Regions from separate parts of the Mus musculus genome. Here regions 2 and 3 are each linked to region 1. A link is a loop called in an ENCODE intact Hi-C map of the cell type or tissue named here. Cell type or tissue: gastrocnemius. All regions are shown on one strand. Region 1 overlaps Arhgap24 (Rho GTPase activating protein 24). Region 2 overlaps Arhgap24 (Rho GTPase activating protein 24). Region 3 overlaps Arhgap24 (Rho GTPase activating protein 24).

The links. Peaks named below come from ENCODE experiments on the same cell type or tissue, not always from the same donor. Only the 100,000 strongest peaks of a DNase experiment are listed, where the experiment ranks them.
Region 2: it touches region 1 in a loop (2.7-fold over the local background); 11 of 42 quality-filtered maps call a loop at or near these places.
Region 3: it touches region 1 in a loop (6-fold over the local background); 11 of 42 quality-filtered maps call a loop at or near these places.

The regions. Positions count from the first base shown.
Region 1 is chr5:102,763,649-102,768,648 of GRCm38, reverse strand. The region is part of intron 3 of Arhgap24 (Rho GTPase activating protein 24); the gene reads right to left. Among named protein-coding and RNA genes, the nearest start is that of Gm30396, 130 kb to the right of the region's middle. In gastrocnemius, a CTCF peak has its summit at 2,132 (motif pointing right); DNase peaks (open chromatin) are centred at 92, 2,134 and 2,722; H3K4me3 peaks cover 192 bases; H3K27ac peaks cover 250 bases.
Region 2 is chr5:102,708,234-102,713,233 of GRCm38, reverse strand. All of the region lies in intron 3 of Arhgap24 (Rho GTPase activating protein 24), which reads right to left. Among named protein-coding and RNA genes, the nearest start is that of Gm30396, 79 kb to the right of the region's middle. In gastrocnemius, no CTCF peak of the experiment used is centred here; a DNase peak (open chromatin) is centred at 2,656.
Region 3 is chr5:102,701,503-102,706,502 of GRCm38, reverse strand. All of the region lies in intron 3 of Arhgap24 (Rho GTPase activating protein 24), which reads right to left. Among named protein-coding and RNA genes, the nearest start is that of Gm30396, 73 kb to the right of the region's middle. In gastrocnemius, a CTCF peak has its summit at 3,015 (motif pointing left); a DNase peak (open chromatin) is centred at 3,004; H3K27ac peaks cover 582 bases.

The DNA of each region.
Region 1 (5,000 bases):
AGGAGGGGCTGAGAAGTAAAGACCCTAAACTCCAGACACCTTGCCTTTGAAGGGAGTCTAAGTCCCATAAATCAGAGCTGGGACAATAGGAGGTCAGAGAACAGTGAAGCTGAGATTCTGAAATGGCATCGGGCCAATCAGCCAACTCAGGGGCATGCTTCAAGCAAGGAGCTCTCCCTCCCTCTCTCTGTCTTGCTCTGGCTATGTGTGTCTCTATCTGTCTCTGTCTCTCTGCCCCTCTCTCTCTCTCTCTCTCTCTCTCTCTCTCTCTCTCTCTCTCTCACACACACACACCACTGGCAGGCAGGCATCCGTGTAGTTACACTAATTAACTAGACACCTCTGTTTTTCAAGCTATATGGGCTTTGATGCTATTTTGTAGGTAACAAAGTTTAAGAGAGATCCAATACAATGAAAACACTGGCCAGAATCAAATAATACTTTTAAGAGAGAAAAAAATATTTCTTTTGTTCCATACTAACTCATAGTAAATCTTTATTTGGGGCACACACTGGAATTATGCAACAATCCCCCATGCTAAAGAAATAGCAATGATGTAGGCTTTTACAACGCTGACAGAATCAATTTAAAATTTCTCATAAAAATTCCTACCATGCCTTTTCAAGAGTGGTCTTGACTTACACACATGTTTTAACCCTGGCAGGCGTCATCCAGGCATTTTTTCTGTAACGTGTGCCTGTATGCTACAGAGTGATGCAAATGTCATAGACGATTCCCAATCGGTGGTTTCAGTTTTTAGCTCTCATATATTCATGTTCTTTACAGCGAGGTAGGAGCGAAATTAGGCCTTTTAAATGTCTTCTGAAACTTACTTACAAGGTTTATTTTCCCACAGGCAAACAATTAGTTACTGAGGTGCATCGAATGAATTAGAGGCGAGCCCCACTCCTTAGATGCTTCCCCTATTCTCTGAATTCTGTTTACCTGCTGTGTATGACTCTCTGAGGCATCAGAATCCTGATGACCAAAGCAGGCATTGGCTGTGAGCTTTGTCTACTTCCTGGGCTGGTGAGGATGAGTGGGAACAATGAGTGGGTCAAAATGCTTTGTATACTGTGGAGTCCTGGGGAAAGGGCACTTAACTTCATTTTTTCCTCCCTCCGATTGCCCTGCTGAGTGTTGTGGCCTGTGAACTGATGGCCATTTTCTAGGACTCCATGCACTCTATGGAGAATGATTGCTTCGAGTGGGCTATAAATAGAGTTAAAGGTCTTATTGAACTGCTGTCCCCTTTGTGGCCAGTCTTGGTGGCAGTCACTGCATGGCCAGAGTGAGTTAATTTTGAGCAACATGACCTCCATCTAGGCTCTGAGGGAGGACGAACCAGACCGGTTGAAACTCTGTTTTGCCCATGTGCAAGACAGGTTTCAGGGTTAACCCGGTATCCTGGTGGACTCCTGTTGGTGGGGGCTGGAGAAGATGGTTAATGAAGGGGAAAGGTTGGAGATGGAATGCCAGGTTCACTGTTGAGTTAAGTCAGTAGCACACCCATCTGAGCATTAATGCTAATGTTCTCACAATGACTTGTGCATTATTTAGAAGTTAGGTTGTGGGAGACACAGAGGAGGGAGGCAGGTAAGAAGCAAGAAAAGAAACAATAATAGAACCCCGTCTGTGTCCAAGAAACACATGGGGCTCGGAGGCTTAAGGAAGGAATGCTACCTCCATTAATTCTCATAATAACCCTAGGAGGTAGCTGCTATTATCCCTTTCAGCGATGAGAATTATTAGCCTGCTCACGGTTAACTAGTGATTAGTGGAGTTTAAATTACAGCCAAGTCCTTCATGACCCTGAGTTCCCATAGCCTGGACAAATCAGTTAACTTATAACTTCCTCAGACAGAGAATAAAGTCTGGTTTTTATGTGGTAAGAAGGCAGAAGTGCAACTTAACAAGAAATGGTCTTCATTGTTTTTACAAGGCAAGTCAAACTTACATGGTGTGCAACAATCTTAAGGAAAATACGCTTTGGTATTTTCCAGCAATGAACTAGTTGCAAGATGCAGAAAATGTGATCTGATTTTTAGGTTTATTTTATTTGCAATTATTTATGTGTAGGTGTGCATGTCTATAGGTAGGCCCATGAATACTGAGTGCAGTTCCCACAGAAGCCATAAGAGGGCACCAGATCTCTTGCAGCTGAGGTTGCAGGTGACTGACTGGCCAGGCAAGACTGCTGGGAAACAAACTTTCTACAAAAGCAGAACTTTCTCTAAACGGGTGAGCCATCTCCTTATTCTTTATCCCATGGGTAAGTTTTGATATTGTGTGTCAATATTCTTTCTGTAGTTTGATATTATGTATTCTTTCTGTAGTTTTAGTAGGGTCCTGTCTATCATCAAATTAACGAAACAAGTTAAGTCATGTTCTCTATAATACAATGGAACTCTCCCTTCAAAACACAACAAATGCATTTTCTTTGCTTGAATGTCTTTAAATTATAAGACCTCCAAGAACCCCTTAAAATGAAACAAGCCCATCTCATCTTGACATACTTGACATACATGTAAGGTGACTATTCATTTATGCCAACTGTAGTGTTAAGGTGAATAGAAGAATCAAATTTTCAGCTCTCTTGGGTCCGAGTATGTTAATGAAATGCCAAGTTTGTTCCCACTGACGTTCACTGAGAAGCTGGAGCAGAGGTCTGAAGTGCAGCCCTTCGTGGGTTGTTCACGTGACTGGCTCAGGGCCAGGGCCAGCTAACGCATGCTCTGTAGTATCTCCCACCAAGCAGCCCCTGCTCCCGACCGGCCCCCAGGCTGCAGGTTGTTTCCACCTTTCATCCGATTTCACACATGTTACAATCTTCTCTGAGGTTGCCTGGTGATACAATGTCTCTGATTTAAAACAAACAACCAAACAAAAAACCCATCTGTAAATAATAGAGCCCAACAGCTTTCATGAAATCAGGCCTCTCAGCCGCCCCCACGTTAACCGAGAAGGCCTTACACTGGAATATCTTGCAAATGCAATCATTATGTTGTTTCAGACACTACAGACAGCAACCACCCTCATCCTCCTTGGTCATTGGCTAAGAACGAAATGATACAATAATGCAAATAAATGTCAAATAGATCACTTGTAGAGGAAAAGAGCAAGCATACAGTTTTTCATTTAAGTTTTTTTCAACTTAAGTTCTGCATTATGGAACAACCCAATGCCCTGTGCCAGGTGCTGGCCTGTGATGCCAGCTTTGGAAGGCAGAGGCAACAGGACCAGGCATTTAAGGGCTTTCTTGGCTACATTCTGAGTTCAAAACCAGCCTGGCTAAAGAAGAACCTGTCTCAAAAAATAAAACCAAACAAACAACCAAGCAAACAAGACAACAACAAAATTACCTGTGACATCTTAACTACCCAGTTAGTAATATCAGTAAAGAACTCTCCCTCTCTGGGCTTTCTGGCATTGCTACCGAACCTAAAATATTCACTTTAGATCTTACTGTGGAGATAGCAGATTTCACTTAAGGGCTGGATTTCTATGTTAATGTGCTGTGAAGCCTATCTTGACATATACAACATACATCAAATGGGAGGAAAAAACCCCTATTTTCTCTACTTCTCTCTAAAATCATTTCCTTCCAAATAAAGAAGGATAAAAAACCTACAGACAGGTTTTTTTTTAATCTAGTTAAATAATCATTTAAATAAAATCCACTGACACAAGTTTTAATTGTTTGCTTTAGAAAATTTAAAATGAATGGTAGGACACTTTGTTTAAACAATTATACTGCTCTGTTTGATACTTTGTTTTACAGACTAGTAACTGCCTAAATGAATTATCATAGCCCAAACCAACAACACTAGCAATAAAGCAACCTCAAAGTCCACGATCACATCCTCTGTGTCTTACTCTTAGAACCGTTACTATTCTCTCTTGTATGAGAGATGCTGATTTTGGAATCACAGGTTGAAAAGCAGCACGAAGGAAACATCAAAAGCCTAAAGGAGAAGGCAGTGGGAGGCCGGGCAGGGAGGGAGATGCACAGCTAACATTGCCTTGTTCTCCTGTGGCCCCTGCCTCACTTTCTCTTTGTGGGAATGTTGCAGCTTCACATGAGCCTTCCAGGGGCTCCAGCCTGAAGTCCTCCATGGCTTCCCACTTGGATAAAGTTGGCCCATGGCTCAGCAAACACTGCAGTTTGGGAAAATCATAAACTGAAAATCCCTGACACATTCAACCTGCTGAGCATCCCAGCTCAGCATCCTGTAGGACATCTGCTCTTCATCCTCTGTGGTCTGTGACTGACCGTGAGATGTGACTCTATGGCTGCCAAACATTGTTAGAGAAGATTGTACTCTGTAGATCTGGTCTTGGAAAGAAAGTGCAAGCCATACTTCAAAGTATGGCTTCTGGGGAACACATAGCTCTGCTGTAACATGATATAATTTAAAAGAAAAGTCTAGAAGTCAAAATGTCCTAAGACAGGGACTACCTATCAAGTGTTTTTAAAATGTTTAAGACTTTAAAATATTTTTATGTTTGTAGACATCATTTCCTGTTTCTCCTTAGTGGTAACTTTTTTCTAGGTGGATAATGTCTATCTCAGTATCTTTTTCTGTCGGAAGAGTAAAGAATCAATGCTACTCTGTTGTTACTGTGGCTTTCCCAGAAGCCACTTTTGACTTGTTTGTAGTTTTGTTCCTGCTTTACAGATCTTTTTGATGTAACCTGGAACAAGAGGGCAGAGAATTTGGGATGGCATACATTTTAGAAAAACAGAAACATTGAAAGATATGAAAAAAAATGGTAGAAAAAGTAGTGAGAAGTGTCAAGGGAAGGAACTTAACTCCTGGCAACTCACAGGCATCCTGAACTCACAGGCATCCTGAACTCACTCACAGGCATCCTGAACTCACAGGCATCCTGAACTCACAGGCATCCTGAACTCACAGGCATCCTGAACTCACAGGCATCCTACTGATCAGGATGGCGGGACATATCTGAAATCTCATAAAAACAAAGCATTACAGTGT
Region 2 (5,000 bases), 55 kb after region 1:
GTTTCTCTCCTGGTAGACCAGTGATTTTAACTTTAGTTGACTTGTCTTCCTGACTCACATTTTTCTTTTGGCTTTATAAGGGTCGGGAATCTGCAGTTGACTTGGTCAGTTACAATGCAGATGCGTGTATTTCTGCAGTTGCACCATCCTGGCTTGGAGCTCAAGGGCTTGAACTCACATTCTTTTTGTTCCTACCTAATGGTGAGCAGTGGGTGCCTGTTGGGTCATTCAGATTGCTATCTTGTTTTCCCCCAATCTTAGATGTTTGTCAGTCGGCCTTCTCTGTACCATGCTCCTGTGTGTGTGCTCTATACCTGTGTTCTCATCTCTCTTTCTTTGCTTTAGCTGTTCCTTTTTTTTTTTTTTGAGGGTGCATCTCTGGCTGTAGGATGTTTGCAAACTGCCACGTTGATTCACCTCCACTTCATGCACACTTAACATGTCAGGGCCACTTACGCTGTCTGTGTTCCCTGGGCTGCTGAGGCTAAATGTGGCTGACATCCTCTCACCTTAGAAGAGCCCTGCTTAGGTTTTATTCAGAGCAATGATGACTCTTTAGGAGCTGGCATGTTTCTTTGGCTATACACTGGGAGTACCTCTCAATAGTTTCAAGTTTAGGGCAATTTCCCCTCTAAATAATCATTTCAAAGAGCAAAGTTAAAAACAAATTTTAATATGAGTGCTGCAGTCTCTTGTATACAAATGTATACTGTAGTTACCAGATCTCGTACCAGAGAATCCTTTACTAAACAAGGATAGAAGACATCATAATCCCATAACGGCTACTTGGTGTCTGGCATCACACTGAACATGGTACCATCCGAGAGAAAAGATTTACTGTTACAAAATAGGTTTCTGAAATATTATAAGACTTCTTGGGCTGGAGACATTGTTCAGAAGTTAGAGCACTGGCTGCTCTTCCAGAGGACCTAGGTTCAATTCCCAGCAACCACATGCAGTTCACAACTGTCTGTAATTCCAGGTGTAGGTAACAGACATGCATCCATGCAAAATAATTATGCAGATAAAATTAAGAAAGAAATTTAAAAATAAATAAATAAATAAATAAAGAGAGAGAGAGAGAGTGGGAGACAGAAAGAGAGAGGAAGTAAGGGAGGGAGGGAGGAAGGAAGGAAGGAAAGAAGGGAGGGAGGGAGGAAGGAAGGGACTTCTCCACTTTCTTCACACTTTAGCTCTTTCGTGGCTCTCTACACAGCAAAGAACAGACCCCATTTCCCTTCTCTGGTTACTCACGTTGCCTTTGTAGAGATTATTTTTATGCTGTATGGGACTCTTTGCTAAAATACACAGGAATTTTTTTGCCTAGAGACAAATGTCTTCTTCCCCCCAAATTTCAGTTACACTGCAGACTTTATGGAATGGATAAAGGAAGTAAAAACATCACATGAACTGGTTGTTTTATGCACACACAGAGGCTGATGTAGCATGCATGGGAACGATCAATGAGAATCTAGATAATAAGATATCTTTGAGGACTGTAAGTGAGGGACTTGGGATTTTACTCAGGGGTAGACGGCTTGCATAGTCTGCAAAAGGCCTGGGTTCTGTTCCCAGAATCAAGGATGGAACTGTACTTTCAAAAAGACAATTACAGCAAGAGAAATCCACCCGGTCAAATGAGAATGGCTGGTGTCAAATGCCTGCACTCTGTGAGCCTACACTCACAGGGTGCTCCCTGTGAACACGCATTCTCGGGTGCTCCATTCACGGGTGCTCCCTGTAAGCACTCATTCACAGGTGCTTTTCCTCCTGGGGGGCCATTGTTCAGAGAGATAGAGAACAAAAGTAAGAAAGCATCCTTGACTTCTCCTCAGTGTTCACTGATTTCTATAAGGTTCCGCAAAGGCTGGGGAAGGAGGGACCTCCTCCTCATTTCTGTACACAGCTCTGCCCTAAAATAGAAACCCTCAGATCTGAGCTAAAGGGTGCATCCCCAGCCCTGAACCACAGGACAGAATGGTGGATTCCTTCAGAATCTCCTTGTGAAGTGAACTCAAGCTACTGAAGACGTGAGCATCTGACCTAGAGATTTCTCCATGGCAGGAAAAGGAACTGTTGACAGTGGTGTTAGTAAACTTCTTGGCATTTGGGGGGATAGAAAATGCTGAATTCTGTCATTTCTGTTTAATTTGTGAGTCTGTTTCGTCACAATTCTTCAAACTTACTAGGAGTAAAAAGTTCACGTTACCAGATACAATGTGATGTGTACTGATATAGACAATTTAGATGGCTGCTTGCTTCTCTCAGTCACAGGTGAGGTGGTATTATAAATTCCAGGGCTGCTCATTCCTCTGTTTACATTTCATAAATGTGTTAGATATGGAAAATGCCTTATTCCCGGCAAGAAAGTCTAAAATGATAATTTTTATAGTACTTTAATAAAACACACCAGAGTTATAAACATTTAAAGGCCATTCCAGCACCACCAACAGTATTTCGGGTGTGTAAGAGAGAAGTATTTGAGATACGCTTAACCTCCCAAACAAGGAAATAAACTAGTCCGCAGGCCACGAGGCAAGGATAATCTGGATGATAATCTGCCATTGAGAGCTCCAGATTCTCTATGCTCCTCCCCACCGTGGCTCATTCAGGACCTGCCACTTAGGCCTGCTCTCTGACACAGCTCTATCCACCTGTGTCTCCCACCCCCGGGACCTGTGCCCTGCCTAAAGGTTTGTGCCTACGCCAATGGGCAATCAAGCGGGTCTAATGTCTTCTCTCTAAGATGCCAAACCAACAAGTTTTATCACCTGGAAAATACAAGCAACAGCAGTTTATGCAAGTGCCCCGGGTACCCTAGTTAATCATCCTTAAAAATACTATCAAATGGGATGAATACCAGTCTGGTTTGCTGCATTCAGCTTTCTGCATAATGTAAGAGAACAGCGGCTTGGCAAATGTAGCTGAATGCCCACAATGCATCTGAAGTGGTGCTCTCTGCTTTGCACATCTTATGTGTTGTATAGCGACACCAAATCGCTGTACTGGGTAAACAGCAAGTTGCTATAAAAGGCAAGAATTTGAGCTCATATGCATTTAAAATATTGATATAATGTCTGGAAGATGCAAAAACTGGTCATTAAAACGCTTTTATTTTAAATATTAACAGGGAATTCAGTGGTCTCAATGAAGACTTAAGTCATTCTGCCATTAAATTTTAAGTATGATTCAAAACAAACAACAGAAATGCTCTGTGCTTTGGACCTTAACATACAGGATTTCTGGATTTTTTTTTCTTCTTAAAAAAATCGGAACCTCTTGATTGTCACAGTTCCACAATGACAGAGTAGATCTCTTTCTTATAGGTACTTATGGGTTCTTTGCATTGTTCCTTAAGAACCTGCATCCCTGTCTCCCAGGGAAGGGGCTGTGATCATGAATGAGGGAGCAGAGCCTGGTGTATAAAGCTCAGGCTTTGGGACAGGAGAGACACAAAGAATCCAGCTCTTTACCCATGAGCTCTAGGACTTTGGGCAAATTTGTTTTAATCTTTGGGTTTTATCATTTCCTTCATTTTACAAACAGCAGTAAGATCTGTCTTATAGATCTGTCCTTCAAGAAGCAACATTTCTACGGACAATACTATCCGTTATTAAGAAGAGCAGATATCATTATGGGAATTGGGTCTGATACACAGAAGAATAAAAATATGGGAAGCTGGCAGCAGGCCATGTTTGTCTTTCTTGGATCTTTCTTTTGACCACTTTCTTTCCTTATCATTCTCAAACATAAAGTTTGAGATCTGATATCTATCTGATATCCCGTGGGCTTGAGGCAAATGCTCAGGCCATGTCAAATGCATTTTAAACAATAGAGCATCCTGCCTATTCTTGCATGAAAGTGGACTGAAGCTTCTTAATGAGACCAAAGATTTTATTGCATATGGTTAAGTATTTGGACATGGTTTGGAGCAATCATCTTTCTTTAAAGAATATTCTCTTCCAGCCCCTCAGATGGAGTGCTGAACTCAGGCAGGATCTCGAAATAGGGATAATAAATATGAATAGGATGTATTTATCTGTACTAGCTGTAAAATGTATCCCTGGCCAGAAGTCAACTGGCTCCGGACTTGAAAAGACAATATAAGGGCTGAGAGGCATAAACAGGAACTATGAAAACAAAACAAAACAAAAAATAGCACTTGTTGATCATAATACAAGGGTTACTATGGACCGAATGTCCCTTCTCTCTTCAAACACCTTAGAGGCAGGCTCTGGTTTAATGAAAAATAGCCAGCTCCAGAAGGTTTAAAATCTGAAGTGCTGAGTGAGGTAACTAATGACGGTCCATCGTGTATTTTAACATAACTGGGAAAGGCTCTTGTCTGTTGACACCACTGAGAAACAGTAAATGTTGCCAATAATGAAGATTCTTCTCACCTTGACTGGACTGCCACAGGGTCTATATGTGCTGAAGCATCACAAGCATACCATTATGTGTGATCAGAAATAATAGAAAGGCAAGGCAGCCTCCACGTGACTATTGAGACTTCTGCTCCAGCCTCCACTTGTCTACTGAGACTTCGGCTCCAGCCTCCACGTAACTATTGAGACTTCCACTCCTTTGCCATTGGTTCATTTTTCATTTCTTCCTCTCACCATCACCTTCTCTCAGTCCCAACTCACAGCTTAGCAAAATACCAGAAGAATTCATTCCCATAAATGAAGGGCTGATCCAGTATGGACCCACATGCTTCAGGGAGGCCTGGACCCTTTTATGTAGATACAAGTGATTGACCGAGGATAAACGAGGCTGGGAGAGTTGTGTGTTCCCAGCTACTGAAGGAGTCAGCCCAGCAGAGGATCAGGAGAAGACATTTCAAGGCCCAAAGACTCTATTTCTAGGGGTGTCTTCACTGTACTCATAAGAGCGGGCTGTATGTTTCTCTACATTTGGTGTAACATGGGGAGCCTAGCAAAGCAAATGAGGACGCTCCAAGTCTACACAGTGTTTGTGATCTGCAGCCGACTAAGGAAGGC
Region 3 (5,000 bases), 62 kb after region 1:
TCCTGTTTGGAAGTAGTATACTCTAGTTATATGAAATGGCATCTCTGTCACCCTATGAGATGTCTATTATCACAGGAAAATAAAAACTCATGTAAAAATATCGATTTTTTTTCCTGAAATCTGAAATTTTGTTTCCATTATGGTGGAACAGAATGATATTTCATACAATTGAAACATTTACCAACAGGGAGCATAAAATTAAATTTATAGTTTAATCATATAAAGTGTTCCCCAAACTTTGTATCTAAACTCATAGATCTCAGGTCACTCCATAAGGGGTGTGCTTTCATTGCAGACTGTACAGAGAACACAATCCCAAACCAGAGTATTGACTCTATCTCAGTTCATCCAAGGTTTAAGTTTTGTTATTTATTTTTTTGGATTAAGATCAGATGCCTTCCTCATCAGCAAAGCGCTGTGACATTCCACTTAGAAATTCAATTCAATTAAACATGTCATCACGTAAGTCAGTAAATCCAAGTTTTTCAGAAGAAATAAGGAAGTTTATTTTAGCTTGAGCCAATGAAGCCAAAGCTCTCCCAGCAATGTGTAACCAAGCCCTCGGGGCTCTGAACTAACAATACAGACATGGCCTCGTCTTTTTTAGTTGCCTGCCTGTTTCTCAGACTATGGGCCTTCCCATGAAGGTGGCACCCTGAGTAGCCCATTGTTGTAATAAGTCAGGATCTTGAAAATACTTTATCCCTCATCTCGAGGACCCAGAAAGCTTGCTTTAAAAGTATCATGCTAACAGTTGACCTCTTGCCTATTCATCATCTGTCTCTCATCTCCCCTCATCCATTTCCACAGCCCATGGCCCTGCCTCACAGATTTTCCCCTCCCTTCTGGGCAGTGTTAATTGCTCTCTAACAAGCCTTTACCCACCAGCCTTAGGTCTGTAGACACAGAAATTGCGCTTAAGTGCAGGTCTGATCACATTCCTCTATGCAGACACCTGTCAGAGTCACCTCAGCATGGATTTCAAACTCCTTTGTACTCTGCAGGAAGTCTTTTCCAGCTCGGTCTCTTACCTCTGGGATCTCCTTCCTATTGCTGTAACTAAGTGCCAGAAACGATGAGGTTAAGAGAGGAAAGGACTCCTTTGACTGTTTCAGAGGAGTTAGTCCAGGGCAGTTGGCTTTGTGGCTTCTGGCCAGGGCCATAGCAGAGGAAGTTGCTCACTTGAAGTCAGCTATGAAACAAAAGGATAGGAAGCAGGCAGGAGTATAGAGACCAATCCTTTACCATGCAGGCCTTTGAGAAACTTTGTATCCAAACCATAGCTACCTCTTTGTGTTCCAGCCAGCAATCAAGCTTCTCAAACTGAAGTGTTACCAGTTGATACTGTGTTTCCTTTTGTTTCCTTTTGCTGCAATGGTCTCCCCAAAGTTTCTTGTAAAACCCCTGCTTATGTGTGAGAACCAGGTCAAACTGCCATTTTCTCCATTTAATCTTCCCAGGCTCTTACGGGAGAAAATTATTTTCCCTGTCTCTCCTCCTAACATTTGATTATATCTTTTCCCTGTCGTCCTTATTAACTTCTTGGAGTTACTTGTGAATGGCCTCTCTGTGTGATTCTTATGCAAGGGCTCACATGATACTCAAATTCTGAGATTAAGATGAATGGTTTTTCCAGCAGCGTGGAGTCAAGGCAAGATTCCCATGGTGGTGTTCTGTGTTTACCTTCCCTGAGCCTCCAATTGTTAAATTATAGGGTCTGTTAGCTGTAAGTTAAGTTGTATAGTTTCTATGATCCTAAAGGATGTGTGTGTGTGTGTGTGTGTGTGTGTGTGTGTGTATGTGTGTGTGTGTGGTATGCTACTAATAAATAAGTAAGCAAATAAATAAATAAAAATACTTTGCATTCTCATGTCTCACCAAAGCACAGCAGTTCTTGTAACTAAAATGTTCTTCCTTCAGAGACTCCTGGAGAGGTTTGCATCATTAAAAAAAATATTACTTTATGATTATGAGCATCTTGCATGCATGTGAGTCTGTGTCCATATGCATGCATGGCGCCCACAGATTCCAGAAGAGGATGTTAGATCCCCAGAAAGTTGATTTATAGATGGTTACGTGCCACCAAGTAGATGCTAAGAATCAAACCCGGATCCTCTGGAAGAGCCGCCAGCATTGCTGAATCTTTGTGTCTGCCGGGGGTTCACCTTTTCTGACATCCTTTCCTTAATGCCTTCTCTTCCTCTGACTCTGGTCTCAGAGCACTGTGATGCTCACAGTGTGGACACTTACGAAACAAGTCTTTATCCCTCTTTGTTCCACTCTGTCTTCTTGCTTTCTGCGGAGCTGTTGTACCTTAAGGAGTCGCAGAAAGTAACAAACCCCCCCCCCCCAGTTGGATTACTTTCCTTTTTCCAGGAAGTCTGCAATGAAGCAAAGCTCCCTCACTCATAGGCTAAAACTGTAATCCAGGAGGCTCACACTCCTGTCCAGACATCTTCAGGGAAGCGTGCTCTCATGATGCAGAGATACAGCCCGTGAAGGCTCTGGGCACTTCAGCTCTTCATCTCCTGCTGAACTCCTCTATGCTGCTCCAGCTTAGTGAACACACCTTGGCTTTGTTCCTCATCTCCCCTCCAGCCTCCAGGTTCCCTTCTCCATCATTCACCCAGAGGCAGCTTCGTTCCTGGCAGAGTAAAGGGGGAAAGGGGCCACTTCTGGAGAGGAGGTGCCTTCTGGAGAATCTCGCTGTCTTCAGTAAGTCAGCAGTCTTTAGAAAGTTGAATTGATTCATCCTTTCATGTTGACAGACTTCCTTCTTAGAGCACTGATATATTCTTGGCATTTTATGTAAATGGATGTGACCTGCACATACTCATTTGCATAGGTTACTGGCCCTGTGGGTTTTTTTTTTTTTTTTTTTTTTTTTTGTGACAGAAGCAACACTATGTAAGAGTTTAAAAAAAAAAAAAAGTTAAGCATATTTTCTCCAATGCTATAAAGGCCAGTGACTGGCTCAAGAATTGGTTCCATTGACCCCTTGCTGCCCTCTAGCGGGCAGCTGGTATATCCCCTAGTAGAAGGAAAGAAGTATAGACTGCTAGGTAGAAGCTCTAATCCATTGAGTTCCAAAGATAACTGTGTTATGGGGGTCAGTAAAAACAAAAACAATTTGAAAAGCCAGTTACCATAAGTTCTCCCTCATATGTGGGAGATGAAAAGAAAGAAAACAGAGAGAAGACTGGCAGTAACTTGTCTGCGTCAAGGAGGCTGGCTGAAGCTTACAGAAGCTTACAGACTTACAGCAGTTAACTATACAAAATAGTAAAAGAAACTCCTAGGAGAGGAGTTTAAAGATTCTCTACAGAAAGAAACGATGTTCACACAATGCAAATGATAGCTGCCTCTCGAGGATTATCTCATGCTGTGCCTTCAAGGGGCCTGGGCGGAAATGTGAAACACCAGAGGTACTACTCTGGTAGGACTGATGCACGGGAGGTCTCTGCTCATGCTCTCAAAAAAAAAATGTTACCTATTGAAGGTTAAAACTAAGTAAAAGGTAGTAATGAGAAGGCTTGCTTAGTAAGACCATCTCTAGAGAACCTGTCACTACACAGGATGAATGATGCTCTAAAAATAAGCCAGGAGGCAGGACATTGCTCTTTTCAAAGGTAGTTTAGCCGACAGGCACTGGAACACTCATCAGCCGGCACATAAAGATTGTGCGTAAGGGTCACAGGTTGCTCTGTGGAAGTGCTGGCTTCCAAACAGGACTCAGAAACAGGCACCAGTTCAAAGGCTCGGGTGCTGCTCTGGTGTTACATGAAGTATTTAAAGATCAGGGAGGCTTAGGAGACTTCGGTGTGCCTCGCTATCTGAGAACCTTAAGTACATTGGTATAATTCCCTCCTTAATAAGTGTAGTCATCTGTCTTAGTCAGGGTTTCTATTCCTGCACAAACATCATGACCAAGAAGCAAGTTGGGGAGGAAAGGGTTTATTCGGCTTACATTTCCATACTGCTGTTGATCACCAAAGGATGCAGGACTGGAACTCAAGCAGGTCAGAAAGCAGGAGCTGATGCAGAGGCCATGGAGGGATGTTCTTTACTGGCTTGCCTCATCTGGCTTGCTCAGCTTGCTCTCTTATAGAACCCAAGACTACCAGCCCAGAGATGGTTCCACCCACAAGGGGCCTTTCCCCCTTGGTCACTAATTGAGAAAATGCCTTACAGTTGGATCTCATGGAGGCATTTCCTCAACTGAAGCTCCTTTCTCTGTGGTAACTCCAGCTGTGTCAAGTTGACACAAAACTAGCCAGTACAATTGACCCCTTGTCAACTTGACACACAAACACATCACTAGTAAGCCTCAACCCTTACAATCTTATTCATCCCCAAGATCTAAATAACTTTAAAAGTCCCACAGTCTTTACATATTCTTAAAATTTCAAACTCTTTAAAATGTCCATCTCTTTTAAAATCCAAAGTCTTTTTACAATTAAAAGTCTCTTAACTGTGGGCTCCACTAAAACAGTTTCTTCCTTCAAGAGGGAAAATATCAGGGCACAGTCACAATCAAAAGCAAAAGTCAATCTCTAACCGTCCAATGTCTGGGATCCAACTCACGATCTTCTGGGCTCCTCCAAGGGCTTGGGTCACTTCTCCAGCCAGGCCCTTTGTAGCACACAGGTCATCCTCTAGGCTCCAGATGCCTGTACTCCACTGCTGCTGCTGCTCTTGGTGGTCATCTCATAGTACTGGCATCTCCAAAACACTGCATGACCCCTTGAGTCCTGGGCCTTCAATTGCAACTGAGGCTGCACCTTCACCAATGGCCTTCCATGGCCTCTCACAGTGCCAAGCCTCAGCTGCTTTGTGTGACCCCTTCATGCCTTCAAAACCAGTACCACCTGGGTGACCCTTACATATTACCAAGTCCCGCTGCAGCAGGAGTACAACCTTGGCCATCTCTGGAACACAGCCTCTTTGTGCTTTCAGAAAACACTTCCCAGAAGATGTCACCTCAATGATGCTGGTCTCTT